2 separate regions of the Mus musculus genome follow, and region 2 is linked to region 1. A link is a loop called in an ENCODE intact Hi-C map of the cell type or tissue named here. Cell type or tissue: heart. All regions are shown on one strand.

Evidence for each region. Peaks named below come from ENCODE experiments on the same cell type or tissue, not always from the same donor. Only the 100,000 strongest peaks of a DNase experiment are listed, where the experiment ranks them.
Region 2: a loop joins it to region 1, with 5 times the contacts of the local background. A loop is called at or near these places in 11 of 42 quality-filtered maps.

Annotation. Positions count from the first base shown.
Region 1 is chr5:75,140,204-75,148,203 of GRCm38, reverse strand. Gm19583 (predicted gene, 19583) reads right to left here. Exons shown (of 4, transcript NR_045792.1): 4 at 1,097-2,071. It also overlaps the pseudogene Olfr1401-ps1. Among named protein-coding and RNA genes, the nearest start is that of Pdgfra, 8.0 kb to the left of the region's middle. In heart, CTCF peaks have their summits at 2,707, 4,577 and 4,796 (motif pointing right); a DNase peak (open chromatin) is centred at 4,953; H3K4me3 peaks cover 917 bases; H3K27ac peaks cover 380 bases; H3K27me3 peaks cover 4,191 bases.
Region 2 is chr5:75,076,808-75,084,807 of GRCm38, reverse strand. It overlaps Gsx2 (GS homeobox 2), which reads right to left. Exons shown (of 2, transcript NM_133256.2): 2 at 6,915-7,842. The coding sequence ends at 7,502. Among named protein-coding and RNA genes, the nearest start is that of Gsx2, 5.2 kb to the right of the region's middle. In heart, a CTCF peak has its summit at 4,996; no DNase peak of the experiment used is centred here; H3K4me3 peaks cover 625 bases; H3K27me3 peaks cover 6,931 bases.

The DNA.
Region 1 (8,000 bases):
AAATAAATACACTCAAATGTATATCCTATAACTCCTACACTTTACAATGGAGTCTTACTAAGCCAGAAGATACCTCCAGATCTGTGCCAAGTGGGAAGGTTTCAACTCTGCCTTCCCAGGATTAAGAGAACAGTAGAGGCCTGCTGAAGCTACTCTCATAAACCCATACCCAGCCGCTGAATACCAAAAGGATGGTGGGCAGGGCTTCCCTGTGGAAAGGAACAAGCTCTCTGAGCTCCTAAAAGGAATGGCAATCCACACAAGGAGGAATCTCAAGGGGGTTCAGCTGAAGAAGCATGGAATGGCTGGAGATCACAAGAGTCCATCTGGAAATGAACAAAGACCCCAGATCTTAGAAGGTTTCTAGGCTGGACACAGCTGCAAAACAGCCCTCTGTAGACTAAGGACCATCATGGGTTTGAGGCAAACCTCTACCTCACAGCAAGTTTGAGGCCAGCCTGGGTTACAGGAGACTGTCTTGATAGAGATAATGATAGGTAGATAGATAATAGATATGTAGATAGATAGATAGATAGATAGATAGATAGATAGATAGATAGATAGATAGATAATGGGTGAATAAAACATAAATGAGCCGGGCAGTGGTGGCGCAAGCCTTTAATACCAGCACTTGGGAGGCAGAGGCAGGCAGATTTCTGAGTTCAAGGCCAGCCTGGTTTACAGAGTGAGTTCCAGGACAGACAGGGCTACACAGAGAAACCCTGCCTCGATAAAAACAAAACAAAACAAAACAAAACAACAAAACCATAAATGAATACTGGTCTTATTCTATAGACAGATTGATGGGGGAAATTGATAGATGTCAGATTGGTGGAGGAGGGACTGCTGAAACAGAGCTGAGGGTGAGGGAGGCTACCATATCAAGCCAGCAAAGAGGAAATACCTCTGGCAGTGAGAACCTTCAGAGAGCAAGTCGCAGGCATTGCACTCACTGGCTGGGTGTGAGACCTGAGGGAGGGGTCACCCTGGCTTAGGTCACCTGGTACCTTTTTATTCAGCTGGGGAGGGGTCAGCCAGAAGCAAATTTGAGAAGGAACATGATGAAGACAGTTTTTAAAAAGATTTTCTTTATTTTTATGTGTATGGAAGTTTTATCTGCTGCATGCACTACCTGCATGCCTGGTGCAGACAGAGGCCAGAAGAAAGCATCGGATCCCCACCCCCACCCCCGGAACTGGAATTACAGATGGTTACAATACACCTGGTGAGTGCTGGGACTTGAACCTGGGCCCTCTGGAAGAGCAGCCACTACTCCTAACCTCTAAACCCCTTCTCTAGCCCCCAGCCCAGATGAAGTCACATTTACACAGGATATATTTAAGAAAGCTTAGGAGACAAAATAACATTACAGGAAAATCTAAGGTAGAATTTTGGACAATCCTGGGGAGGTGGAATTCTATTTCTAAGAAGATACAGGAAGAACCAAGAATCTTTATCTCCTGAATATTCAAGATCCAGACAATGAGATATCATTTGAATATGACTGAAGTCTGTACTTCCTACCCAGGTTCAGATAAAGTCCCAGCTGGACTTATCTGTTAGTAACTGACAATTCTATGAAATAGGAACACGTTAGCTATTACATAACTGGAAAATGAGATTGCTTCTCCTTCACACCTATTTTTAAATGGACATTTAAGGGTAAATCTGAAAATAAAAATGTAAACATATCATTTGATCACCCACTGGCCCACAGCAGGGTTTTATGAGATCTTCATCCTAAAATTACTGAGTTCTAGCTTTCTGACTGCCACACCCACCCCCTGGAGGGACAGAATAGGTTATCTATCTTTCTAGGATAGAAAGTTAGATGCCTGGTTCCAGGAACAAAGGTTGCATATTTTTCTCTAGTAACCTCCTTTTTCTCTTCCCCAGTAATAGTTTCTGGCGGTTCAGGTGTTTGTGTGTTTCCTCCTATCTTCTTTTCAAGGTCTCTTCCAGTTAGATCTGGTCCTGAAGAACAGTTACAGCCAATAGGGTGTGTTGAGAGTGAAATTGGGTGTCCTTTAAAGTAGATGGTACACTTTACTCAGATTTTTTTTTTTCCTGCCTGTGAAAAACAAAACAAAACAAAAATGTGACTCAAGGTTTCCAAATCTCCATGGACTGAGGCCACCTTGAGAATTTGAACAGACCTCTATGGTACAGTAAATTAGAAGGACCCTTGACTGTTAAAGCCCCAAGCCCACCCAGACCTAAAATGTGGCAGACACAAACATCTTAAGACCCTCCTTCTGCGCACACCTTTAATCCCAGCACTCGGGAGGCAGAGGCAGGCAGATTTCTGAGTTCGAGGCCAGCCTGGTCTACAAAGTGAGTTCCAGGACAGCTAGGGCTATAAAGAGAAACCCTGTCTCAAAAAAAACCAAAAAAACAAAAAAACAAACAAAAAAACAAAAACAAAAACAAAAACAAAACAACAACAATAACAAAACCTCCTTCTGGAGTTTTCTGTTGCAGCACCACTTGATCCTAACCGCTAAGACATTTACTCACTGTAACTCCAGATACAACCTCACTCATTCACTCAAAAAACAAACAAAAATAACTGGAGATGAGAGCGCTGCAGCCCCACAAAAAGGCCTGGCCCAGGATGCTGCTCTGCCCTGTGCTCAGTCAAGCTTTCTGCAGTTTTACAGCTTTGAGATCATGCTTGCTGGCCCTCTGCTGGTCCACACTGTCTTTCTTTTCTCTGTTCTGGTTCCCTTGTGGTTGTTTAAGTGGGAGGAGTTGTTTGCTGGTTTGACTTCTCTTTTCTCTTCTTTTCTTTTCCCTTTCCTTTCCTTTCCTTTCCTTTCCTTTCCTTTCCTTTCCTTTCCTTTCCTTTCCTTTCCTTTCCTCTCCTCTCCTCTCCTCTCCTCTCCTCTCCTCTCCTCTCCTCTCCTCTCCTCTCCTCTCCTCTCCTCTCCTCTCCTCTCCTTTTCTTTTCTTTTCTTTTCTTTTCCTTCCTTGGACAGGGGCTTAGTAGTACACCAGACTGACCTCCAACTTCTGATTTCAGTGACCTCCTAAGGCCAGAGATCACCAGGCACACACCATTGTGCCGATGCATCTTTATCTTTGGAAAGTAAGTAAGCAGAAGAGATAACATAATGTCCATAATCTCTCTCTCTCTCTCTCTCTCTCTCTCTCTCTCTCTCTCTCTCTCTCTCTCTCTTTCTCTCTCTCTCTCTCTCTCTCTCCTGCTGCTGCTGCTTTGGTTCCTTAGCTCAAGCAGCCTTCTTTAGACTCCTAAGTAGAGCTGTGAGTCTACAGGCATGTAACAGGATCAAAAAGCAGTTCCAGTTTGCTTGTTGTTTATGAGGTGCTGGGTTCTAACCCAGAGTCTCTGCACGCTTAATAAGGGCTCTGCCAGCCTCAGAGTCACACCGTCAGTCAGCTTTACAGGCACAACCATCCTTCTCTGTCTTCACAGACAGCCAGACAGCCGCAGTCTTTTCTAACAGCCGCTCTAGAACCTCAAGGCATTTACTTTCTTTGAAAGGGTAGTGGGAGCTGGAGAGATGCAAAGAGCTCGCTCCTTTCTGTGGGTGCACAGCTCAGCCTTCTGAGTGGCTGCCTCTGAGTCTTCAAGCACCTGCCTTTCTGTGCCACTTAGTATAAGAATGGAAATCACCCTTGCCTTTGGCCTGCCTCCTCCAGCATCTACCCCAAGGGGCTGTTGAAGTTGGCAAATGCTTATTTAACACCTCCTGGGTGAGAACTGTGATAGACTCAATGATGCTGTCATGGACAGACAGCTGCCATACCGAGGCTTAGCTTTGGGCTGGGGAGACAGACAGAAAACAAACTAGGCCCTAACTAAACAGCAGGTGTGAACAGCACTATGAGGCCACCAGGTGCTTGAAGCCACCATGGGCAACCAGAGTTACAAAATTTTCCTTGAAGGTGATAGCTAGAGCTCTGAGCAATCCCGGGGCTAGGTGCTGCTTTCGAGGTAGGGGTAAACTCGATGGTAGGGTGTTTACCCAGCATGCTCAAAGCTCCAACATCGTGAGCTCTACACACATTCTCTCTCTCTCTCTCTCTCTCTCTCTCTCTCTCTCTCTCTCTCTCTCTCTCTTTGTGTGTGTGTGTGTGAGAGAGAGAGAGAGAGAGAGCTACATTTGCTCTTGTTCTTAAGTCATTCATAGCTTGTAGGTTACATGGGTGTGCCTGTTTATGGTAGTGTGGAGACAGCGCTGTAATCTCCGTCCTGAAAAAGGATTGCAGCGCCCCCAAAGGACTGTGATGTTATGATATTGAACACACTCCTCTAAGAAGCTGACATTGTTCAAGAGATAACCCCCACACGCACCTCCAGGTTGGCTGCTATCTTGGAATCTGAACAAAACTGAGACTTTAAACCGGTGGCTCCCTCAAATCTGAGGCTTTACCGTCATCACGGGGAGTGGCACTATCTCACCAGATAACAGGCCTGCATGCTGTTGTTCTTCTTCGCGAGCTAATCTTTCACAGACTGACAATGAGAGAGGGACTGCCTCTGATTCGAGCATCGTTTCAATTATCCACTAAGGACTTACAGCTTATTGGGTTTGCACACCACAAAATAAGACACCGAAGACCTTTCAAAGACCCCACAAGATGTGTCAGGTCTCTTATTGTGTGTGTTTAGTTAATTGCTTTACTGTGTTGTAAGCGTAGTTATGAACTGAATTCACTATGCAACAGATGGCTAAAAGGTTATAGCGATTTAGCCATGGGGGGGGGGGGGGGCGGGAACAACCTTGGTTGAGTGACAAGTTCTGAGGTTTTAGACCACTAGAGGGCACAAGAGGCCAGGTCAGAATCTAAATTCACCCTAACGCGTTCACAACCCGTTGCTTGAAACCAATCTTCCAGAGAGAATTTAGTCACATCTACCCACCCGTGCCTAAGCCTCGCTCCTAGCAGACCGTCCAGTTCGATGTTAGCCCTCAGCAAACCTGAGGTTACACCTCAAGGTGAAACTGTTTGGAGTCATCCTCCGTACGCTAAGGAAAGTTGGTGAGATCTCAGTGCTGGATGAGAGAGCGATGAGAACTTCCAGCCCTCCCTCTGCTAGGCTCTGCCGCAGCCTTGGCTATGAAACCACCCGAAGTCGTGGGAGCTTCACTCGGTCCATGATGCTAAGAAAAACTACCTATGGTGTCATCTTTTCCAGAGTGGGGCTCCTCAAGGAAGGAACACTTGAGCAAAATTCCAGATTCTGGAGCTGGGTGGAAGGCAGTAATCATACACTTCCTTCTAGAGTGGCTGCTGCGAGATAGCCCAGCCAGCAAAGGGGCTTGCTATATCAATCAAGTCTATGACTTGGACAGAACCAACAAGTTGCCCTCGAACTTCCAGAAACTATTATTGTAGTAGCTTGCATGCACCACCCTCACTCACAAAAATAAACAAACAAACAAACAAAAACCACACAAAACAATAAAAAAAAAAAAAAAAAAAACAATGTTAAGGGCTGAGCATGGTGGCATGTGTCTTAAATCCTAGCCCCAAGGATGCAAAGACAGATAGATCTCTGTAAGTTTGAGGCCAGACTGGTCTACATAGAGAGTTCCAGGTCAGCCAAAAAAGATAGAGACCTGACTAAAATGAACAGACAAACAAATACTTTAGACCAAAATAAGGGCTGGAGAGATGGTCCAGCAGTTAGAAGCACTGACTGCTCTTCTGAAGGTCCTGAGTTCAAATCCCAGCAACCACATAGTGGCTCACAATCACCCGTAATGAGATCTGACACCCTCTTCTGGTGTGTCTGAAGACACTACAGTATACATAGATATTGTAAAAAAAAAAAAAACACACCTAGAATCATTAGCAAAGATAATATCTTATCGAATTCTTCCCCATGATGGCTCTATGGAAAATTGATATTAATATTATCATGAGTTTGTCACTTAGAAGCAAAAAGGTCAATTCACGGTACCATACAACCACTTTACCAACTAAGATACATCCCAGGCCAAGATTGACGTCTTGCTAGGTGATCATAATACCAGACACTGGTCACACTCAAAAGACTCAAATGTCCAAATGTGACAATTCGGGACTACGTTGTATTTGGGTCAATGTTAACCATGACTGTGATGGCTACAGGCTGTACCCTTGGCCCTCACACTAATCCATTTCCCCTTTTTTTTTTTTTTTTTTTTTTTTTTTTGCTTCCTGAACTAACAAATGTTCTTCCAACCACTCAGGAGTTTGGAGAATCTGAGTACTTATAACTAATATTTTGTTCAGGTGAATATTTTTAAATATGAAAAGATCTAATCTTTTATGGTAGAGCTTAGTACCTGTATAATTGCTACTCAATCTGCATACATTGAAGCTCAAGTAAAAATTCAGTAAATCAGAAATATGCTTGAAAAATTCAGGGAGCATCAAACATGTTGAAAATATAAATAGTTACATTTTATACAATGATACATGGATGTCACTAATCATAACAACTGAACCTTCACACGATTACATACGTTTTATAATGATTAACGTCTTAAAGATCTACTTATAGAGTAATGTGACTGTAGATTTTTGAGAGAAAATCCATGCAATAAATTATTCTCTTTTTTACAGATAATTAAGAATGCATCCACCTAGTTTTGAAAATATCATTTAAATTTTACATAAGAAAAAAGAAGAATGGATAGGGGAAACTGCTCCTCTGTGGATAAATTCATTTTCTTAGGGATTACTAATAACCCTGTCAAAAAAGTGGCCCTGTTCACCACATTTCTAGTTGTTTACCTCATTACTCTTCTTGCGAATCTTGGAATTATCATTTTAATTAGAATGGACACTCAGCTCCACACACCCATGTACTTTTTTCTCAGCAATCTCTCTTTCTGTGACTTTTTTTTTTCTTTCCATTTTTTATTAGGTATTTAGCTCATTTACATTTCCAATGCTATACCAAAAGTCCCCCATACCCACCCACTCCCCCTTTTTGGCCCTGGCGTTCCCCTGTACTGGGGCATATAAAGTTTGTGTGTCCAATGGGCCTCTCTTTCCAGTGATGGCCGACTAGGCCATCTTTTGATACATATGCAGCTAGAGTCAAGAGCTCCGGGGTGTTTTGTTCCCACTTCTAAGGAGGGGCATAGTGTCCACACTTCAGTCTTCATTTTTCTTGAGTTTCATGTGTTTAGGAAATTGTATCTTATATCTTGGGTATCCTAGGTTTTGGGCTATCTGCGCACCTTCCCTGTAAGAGAGCTTGCCAGCAGAGAGTGCTCTGAGCACTGAAACTCAGAGGAGAGAATCTGTCTCCATTTCCCCTTAAATGCTATGCAAAGGCAAGTTTTCACTGGTAAGAATGCATAAGAGTATATTGGAGATTTATTCCCACTCTCTGTGAGATAGAGAGTTGCATGCATGAAACATAATTAATGACTAAAATAACTCTGTCTAAGGCTCCTGTAGTCTGGGGTGGGGGTGGGGAGGTAAAATGACTCGGAGGCTATAGGTGCCTGTCCAGCAAGCCTCGAAACGCTGGCTCAGTCCCTGAAATCCAAGGAAAGGTAAGGAAAGAACCAACCCCATAAAGACGTCCTCTTACCACACGTTCGGAGGCCTGCTCATGTGCACACACACACATTAAATAAACATTTTTAAGGGATTCATGTCAATCTCCTGAATTCTTCAGTGACAGATTTAGATTCGACAAATCTACCATGTATCACTGCTATTAGTGTAAGTTAAAAGAAAAAAATCTGTAATTCATGTTTTAACCTGACATCTAGCCTGTTGCCCAGAGAAATCCACACTGTGCCTTTGCTCTGCCCTCGGAGTCCATGTGCTTTCTAACTGTGTGTTCAAGTTCCGTCCTCAGCATCCAGGTGAGGTTCCGCATGGCTCCAAACGAGAGACCATTCCAACTTCAGGCTCTCTGGAAGGTTATCTTATCTCTCTAAAGACTGTTTGCTTCTCCTAAAGCCAACAATAAAACCGGCTTGGATATGTAGAGTGTTTCTCCAGCAAGCCCTGGGGTGAATCCC
Region 2 (8,000 bases), 63 kb after region 1:
GACACTTCAAATCCAGGTCTACGTGACATAGAAAGCTAATAAAATTCTAATTTCATTGTTAATCTTATTTCATTTCAGTATAGGTTTTTTACCCTCACACCTGCATGGCAGGGTGTAATTCCATTAATAAAAAAAAATCAACATATTCATTGCATGTCTTTCCCCTGATGATATATTGTGAGCAGTGTGAGTTGAAAAAGCCATTTATTCCCACCGTGAATGAGCCTGCATGGGGCGGGAGCTTCACCTGCCCCTCAGTCAATTAGGAATGTATCGAAAAGTCTAGCAGAAAACGAGTTAAATTAACCGTTCGCTAATTTCCTTGTGTCCCTCCTACATAATCCTCCCTTTTCAGCTTGCCCAGAAAGTACCACATGTTGCAAGGTTCAAATAGTGCCTAATGAAACAGTGACTAAACGCGTCTCCCTCCAGCGCCACGGACGGAGGAGCCCTTTCGCCGGCCTTCAAAGGCCACCCGGTCTCCTGTCCCGGTTTCTAAGTCTTAACAACAAAACAAGATAAAATAAAATAGAAAGTGTGTATATATATATATGAAGTTCCTTGGCAGAAACAAAACAACGACAAAAAACATTGAAACTCCCAGGAACTTGCGATCCAAGAATCCAGACAGTGAAACTGCCCCACCCACCGCCCGCCCGGGGACCTAGCGGGATTCCCCAAAGGCCTCCGTCTCAAGTGCGGTCCGCAGCACCTGCGTCTTTGCTTTAGGGCCAGCGGTGGAAGACGGGGTACCAGTTAGGAAACTTGAGCTAAAGCCAGGGTGGATTCAATGGGAAGAAAAGAGAGAGGAACGGAGGGGAGGGGGAGAGAGAAATAGTGGAGAGAGAAAGAGAGAAAAGGAAGGGGGGGAAGAGAAGTGGGAGGGAGAGAGATACAAAGACATAGGGACAGAAACACAGAGAGACAGAGACACACAGACAGGACAGAGACACAGAGAGACAGTCAGACAGAGAGACATACAGACGGAGGAGGAGAAGGAAGAGGAGGAGGAAGAGGAGGATGGAAGACGAGGGAAGAGATGAAGACAGGAAGAGAAGCAGACCTACAGACATACCGCCCTGTCTAAACTCCCTCCTTCCAGTGTAACCCAGCCCCCAGGATGACGACCACTCACTCTGTAATCAGAGGATTACTCTGGCGTGGGCTACAATGATAATTTCAGGTCAGTCCTGAGCCTCAGAATGAAGCCATTCTTAAAACAACAACAAACCTAACTCCAGCTCCCTTCTCCCAAGTTAAAACCAGCTCCTAGAATAAACTACTCAAAGCTTGGTCGAAGCCTCAAGACGCCTAATAACTAATCATGGTCATTAATTAGGAAGGAAGAGGGGAGGTGGCTTGCTGCTGCTTGACCCCAAATAATTCAAATTAGGCTTTGTGAAGGTGGTCTCTTAAAGCAGCCCGCCCCCCCCCCCCTTCCTATTCTTTTTCCAGCAAGCTCTCGAAAATTTCCATTAGAATCCCCAACGGTGCGGGGCGGGCAGTGCTGCTCTCTCTCGCTCTTCTCAGCAAACTGAGGCCAAGCTGGCCGCTGCTCTCTGAGTCGCCGGCTGCACTTGGGCCCGGAGCTCTTTCCCATCGCGACAACTTCCACCTGTCTTCCCCCACCCCTGTCTCTGCACCTGCTGTGGCTTGTTTCTCCCAGAACTTCAGAAATCAAGTAGCTGCCCAGGAATTAGTCTCGCTACAGTGCGCAAGAGTCTCTCTCTCTCTCTCTCTCTCTCTCTCTCTCTCTCTCTCTCTCTCTGTATGTGTGTGTCCATTTCTCTGTCAGTCTGTTTTTCTCTTTGACTTCTATCTGTCTCTCTCTCCTCTTCTCTTCCCCCCCTCTTCTTCCCTGCCTCTTTTCTCCTTCCTTTCCTCCTCTCCCTCTTTCCCCTTTCAGTTTCTCCCTTTCTTTATAGACTGAAGTCCCTTATTTGAAATGGTGCCGCTAATACAAAGTCATCAAAGCACCATGGTTCTTGTCTTAAAGTGACAGCTTGCTTTATGGAGCTGTTTTAAATACTCTCCCTCCTTTTCAATGTCTCTCTATCCATCTTTGTCTGCTCTTCAGAAATGAGGACAATATAAAGCCAGGCCTGGCGAGCTCCCCACGCTGGGCCTGGGCAGTGCCAACCTCCGCCTTCAAGCAGATTGAAATTGTCACTGCTTCATTAATCTGAAACTAGTTACTTTCCTAAGCACACAGCATACACTTCCGATCTGTCCAGATTCTCCGAGGGGAGCCCTTGCCCCCTTTCTGTGTTTGGCTCTGGGAAAGCTCAACAGAGATACGATTGGGTTCAAGAAAACAGTGCTCAGGTGGGACACAAGCAAAAAACATGGTGGAGAAGGGGGCTTACTGACATCAGTAGACCAAAGAAGAACAAAACCCTGTTTTTAGACATGATGGGGCCTCCAAAATTTTGGAGAATGCACCTGATTCTAAGGAGCCAGGGTTACATATCTATCATAGACATTAGGGACTGTGAGGTTTCACCGGCTTTGGGTTTCCTTCCTCTAGGTAGAAGAAACTTACTTTCAGGTTTCTTCGGAAGTTGGATTGCTGCTGTTTCTTTTTTCTCTGTTGTTTTTCTCTCATCTGAGCACTCATTCAACTCTGTTCCTAAGACATAGCTTTAAGTTCTCCCCCTTCTGCCTGGCCCAAATGCAGCTCGTCCTACAAGTTTCAGATACAGAGCTCAGGCTGGGCTTGAATCTCTCCTGTGATACGAGCGCCTGCTTTCTCCAAACCTCCCCCATTAACAAAGACAATACAAAAGACTCCCTTTGCCTTTCTTATTTGCAGCTGTCTTAGAATAGCAAGTTTTCGGATTTCATTCTATCTAATTTAAGAAAGAGGCATCTGTGGGCACTTTTTTTTTTCTAAAAAGAGCTCAATTTCAGTAATGTGAGCCTAAAGATTTATAAAATAGATTTATATTAAATTATGTTAATAGAAACCTAGTAAATGCACCAATTAATTGCATGGAAAAATGTTCCCTTTTAAAAGGTCTGTCACCTTAACAGGTACATTCAAAGATTCTCTGTGAATAATGAAAATTGGAACAATTGCTTTGATGCACAGTGCGCATTCATCCCCTGGGACAGCCTTCTGTTTGGGGAAGATGGGAGGAGCTCCTTTTAAAGAAGTGATTGCTCCTTTAAACCCAATTTCCTCTAGCAAATGGGTTCAATTGCAAGTGTCATTCTCTCCCTCCCATTAAGGGTGGGCTGGCTGGCACTCCTGTCCCAGAATTCTCCTCCCTCTCACCTCAGACTTTCCCCCCAAGTCCCAGCCATCTTCAAGGGCATCTCTCAAGGAGCAGGGCCTGCAAAAAAGGATGAAAACATGTTTTTAAAGAGCTGGGTTTGGAGCTTAGTTAAGATGCTGGTCATAGGTAGCACAAAGCTCTGGGTTCTTGCCCCAGCACCGCATAACCCAGGTGATGTCAGCACCTGGATGAGGGAAGAGATTGTCCTTAGCTACAATGACAGAATGACAGTTTGTGGTCAGCATGAACTAAGGATGCTCTATTTTAAAAAGAAAAGAAAAAGAAAGCTAAAACCCCCCAGGATTCTGTTTATTGGTCTTGACTTTTCATTTACAACACCATGACTACTCAATTCTCCCCCACCCTGCCGTGTGTATAAGTGTGTGTGTGTGTGTGTGTGTGTGTGTGTGTGTGTGTGTGTGTGTGTGTCTGGCACATAAGCATACATGTATGATACCTGCATAACTGCATATATGTGGACACAGAGCTCCCTTTGCCACTTGTGACCACTTTTGCTTTGCCCTACCACCTTTCCGGCAATTGTCTGACCAGTCAGTGTGACCTAAGCAAATGGACAAAATCCTAATCGGATGTAATTGGATAGAAGTGGCCTCGAGTGGCAGGGGGGAGGGGAGAGGCTGAGAAGGCCAGAAGTGGAAAACTGTACTTCACTGAGTTTTGTTTCTATTTGGAAAAAGAAATAGCAAGAAATAAGGCTTTGATGCATAATTCAAACTAAACCAGTTCAGAATTAGAACTCCAGAGAAGACAGGTCTACTGGCACCAGTGTCTTCATTCCTGGGGCCTCTGACACTTCAATGAGCTGCTGGCTTCCTTTTGCCAGAGATTGCAATTGAGCCTGGGGATACAATCCCTATCAGCCACTTGGCCCAGAGCAAGTGTTGGTCACTGGATGGGAGAGCAGAGGGTCACATTCCTCCTTGCCTGTCCTGGTTGAGCCAGGGCATAAGGTGCCCTGGTCATCTTCCCTTTATCCTGAAACTCCCAGCTGCTAGAGTTCTCCAGGTTAGACACAAGACCTTCAGTGGTCCTCACTGACACCTTTTTGGTCAAAAAAAAGTTCCTGGTTTCTACTTCAAGTTTTCCTCTCTCTTTTCCTGGCTGTGTTTAAGGATTATGATGGGCTGTGCTCTGGATAAAGAGCGTGTGGTGGGTTACAAGTGGGACACATGGAAAGTCCAAGACCACTTGGCTCCCAACGTCTTAAACCTTCTCCAGTGCACCCAAGGGGACATGACTTACAACGTTTGATCTTGATCTGATGGTTATTGGTAGACTATTTTTGTGCTTGTCTTGTAGTGTTTGAGAGCTGACTAAAAGGTTCTTAATCTAATATGGACAGTCAGATGCTAGATTCTGGAAGTGTTATTTTGAAACATGAAAAATTTTTTAACTGGGGTGAGTTTTTTTGGGGGGGTTTCTGAGTGAGAGTAGGGTAGCGGATGAAGAGGGTAGCAAATCTATCCTAGTTGGATAGAACTGGTGTTCCATTGCTTAAGTGACAGAAAGTGCAGAGTTCTTCCAGAATTTTAGAGAATCTTTCTTTTAATCAGAGGTCTGCTTAAGTATCTTTGGCCAAGAATCTTTTTGTCTCTGGAAGAACGACCTTAGGAATTTTCTTGAAGATGGAAGCTAGAGAGAGAGATTGACAGCATCTTAGCAGTCCACAGTCTGGACAGCAGCCCTAGCTAGCTCTCCTCTCACCAGCGGGGGAGCCAGGCTCCGCACAACGCTGGGAGTGGCAAGCACGTGACTCAGCAATCTGGCCACAAAGTCTGCAACCTGGTAGACCTTGCAAGGCTAGGGGCTGAGATCCATACCGGAGCCAGACTCAAGGATGGGCAGTGGGACTGGCAAGGATGTGCACAGAAAGGTGATGGTCTGCCCATGCCTCAGAAGAGGCTTTGCTTGGGCTGGAGTGGACATTGAGGCGACCCTCTTTAAAAGCCCATTCCTAGTTCCTGCAAACATCTTTCCTCCCACTGGCCTCTAGCCATTGCTGCTGTTTCTTAGGAAAAAGAGAGACTGATTTTTTTTTTTAGGAAATAGGAAATGTAGCAAGCTGGGTCATCTCCCAGCCAGTAGGACACTCCCAACCCCTACCTCCTTCCCCTGGTGTGAGAGTCACAGAGATCCAGGAAGGAGCATGAGTTGGCTTGGGACAACAGTACAAAAGCAGGAACAACCCTCCATACAAAGTAGCTCACAGGTCCCCTTTGGCCAGGACACTGTGGCCCTTCCTCCTGCCTGCCTCAGCTTGGTGCCCTAAAGGGGTTTGAAAATGAATCTTGTTCCTGAAGTTCTGAGAGTGCTCTCTCTCTCTCTCTTCTCTCTCTCTCTCTCTCTCTCTCTCTCTCTCTCTCTCTCGCTCTCTCGCTCTCTCGCTCTCTCGCTCTCTCGCTCTCTCCCTCTGTGTGTGTCTGTGTGTGTGTGTCTGGGGTGGGGAAGTGCCTGACACAGAAAATCTGCCAATCATAAACACCACGGTCATGTCCTTTCCTTTCTCCTTTGCTGAGGAGGACTGGACTAAAACATCAGACCTAAAAATCCCTTTAGGGAAAGGGGGAAGGGAGGGGATGTGAAACACTATTTGTGGCTTGAGCCTATTAGGTGACATCTTTATATAAATAGTCAGGAATCCCACCAGTGTGCATTGTTGGTACTCAGAAACCACTCTTCCTCTTTCCTTCTCTCCCAGACACAGATCCAGACTGAGACACCTATCCCAGGTGGTCTTGCTGAGAGAAGGGCTATGGGCTAGCAGGTATGAACTCCTGGGCACAGAGAGGTTAAGTAGACCAACTTACAACAGCAGAAATAATAAACAAAGTCTGCTCCCAGAGGACAGTATTACTCTAAGATATCTTTTGGGTTGTTTTGGAAATAGGAGATTGTAAATATTTAGAAAAGTCACTTCTCTGTTCCTAGCTTCTTGTAATCTGGGCACTGAGGACATTCAGCTAACTCTGAAGTATAGAAGCCACCAAGCACATCGGGGTTTCTAGTCGTGTATAGAAGTCATTTGTAACTTTCCTCACCCTGACCTAAAAACTATTCCTAGATTGTGAATTGCTTCACAGGGTTCAGATTTTAGCACTGAGCAAGGTGAGAGACCAGAAGGGAGGAGGACAAAGTACCAGGCAAATAAATAGTGGGTTTGGGGGCTAAGATCAAGTGCAAATGAAAACTGGCTGTAGGCCTGGCATGTGCGCAGAGGCAGGTGAATGCCTGAGAGTGGAAGGCAACCCTGGGCTACATAGTGTGAACCTATTTCAAACAAATAAAATGGAAACATTGTGGATGTTGGATTTCCCCTCTACTACATATCAGGTTCCCTCAGTATTCTTCAGTGTTCCTCCTACAGTTAGTTCCCAGTTCTGCCAAATGGGCTGTCACCTGGTTTTTGAAAGGCTCACTAGCTGGTGGGTCACCTCAAATGAGGACTGAAGGTCTTTTTGGTAAGAAGTTTCTGTTACCCACAAAACCTTTAGTTCCAAGTTCCATCAGCTAAGTGACCCACATTAAGTTGCAGTCAGTATTTAACCCCTAAGTCCCTCCTCCATGACTGTCTCTAGATATGGTGTGTGTGGGGGGGGGGGGATAAGGACAAGTACCACGAATTAAAAAATATTTATTTCGTTTCATTTATTTAAATAAATATAAATATGTATTTTATATAAAACTATTCACATACAAAGGGACTTCCAGAGACCTGGATTTAAAATTCTCCCCCATGAAAATTTTCAGAAAACAAGACCTACGGAGTTTAACTCTCTATATTAATGGCAACTTCAATGATTTCATTTTAAAACAACAACAAAAACAATAAAGAAACCCCTCTTCTCATCAAGTTCTGAAAAGACAGGGGGGCAAATGGCATGCGTCTTCAACCAACCCCTCCCCCCATACAGTGTTAAACTTTAATCAACCCTGGTTTTTCCTGATATATGAGACTGGTTAGAATTCTAGATATTTACATTAAAAACAACAAAAAAGCAAACAAAAAACCAATCCGTAACTGAGTGGAATCCCAGATAAAGAGGAGCTAGCTTCAAAGTCGGGCCCGGCATTGAATTCCCCGGACTTTTCAGAGTTTCTTTTCCAGGTGGAATGAGGGCAATGGACTAGAACTTTGGTCCCTGTGCTGATGGGGAGGAGGAGGGCAGGGTACCGGGAGCAGGTAGCAGAAGGAGCCTCTGCCTTTACAAGGGGGAAATCTCCTTGTCTTCGTTAGCCGAGGCAGGGGACAAGGAGTCCTCGTCCTCGGAGCGCGCATAATGCGCCTGGCTACCCACGCACTTGCAGCTTGTGTGATTGTTCCTCGAAGCGCCTTTCCCCTCCTTCTTGTGCTTCACGCGACGGTTCTGAAACCAGATTTTCACCTGCTTCTCTGACAGGTTTAGGTATGTCGCGATCTCGATTCTCCGGAGTCGGGACAGGTACATATTGGAAGAGAATTCTCGCTCCAGCTCCAGGAGCTGCGTGCTGGTAAACGCTGTCCTCATCCTTTTGCCATTGGGTACCTGGCTGGTATCGGAGCCTCCTGTGGACCCAAAAGAGAGCAGAGAGGTGATGAACCGCAGAAAAAAAAAAGTGACCCCACTCTACTTGACAACCCTTGGAAAGAACGCGGCTCCAGAACCCAGTCTAACCCAACACATCCATGTTTGTCCCTGGTCTGTCTGGGAGTGTAAGAAAGAC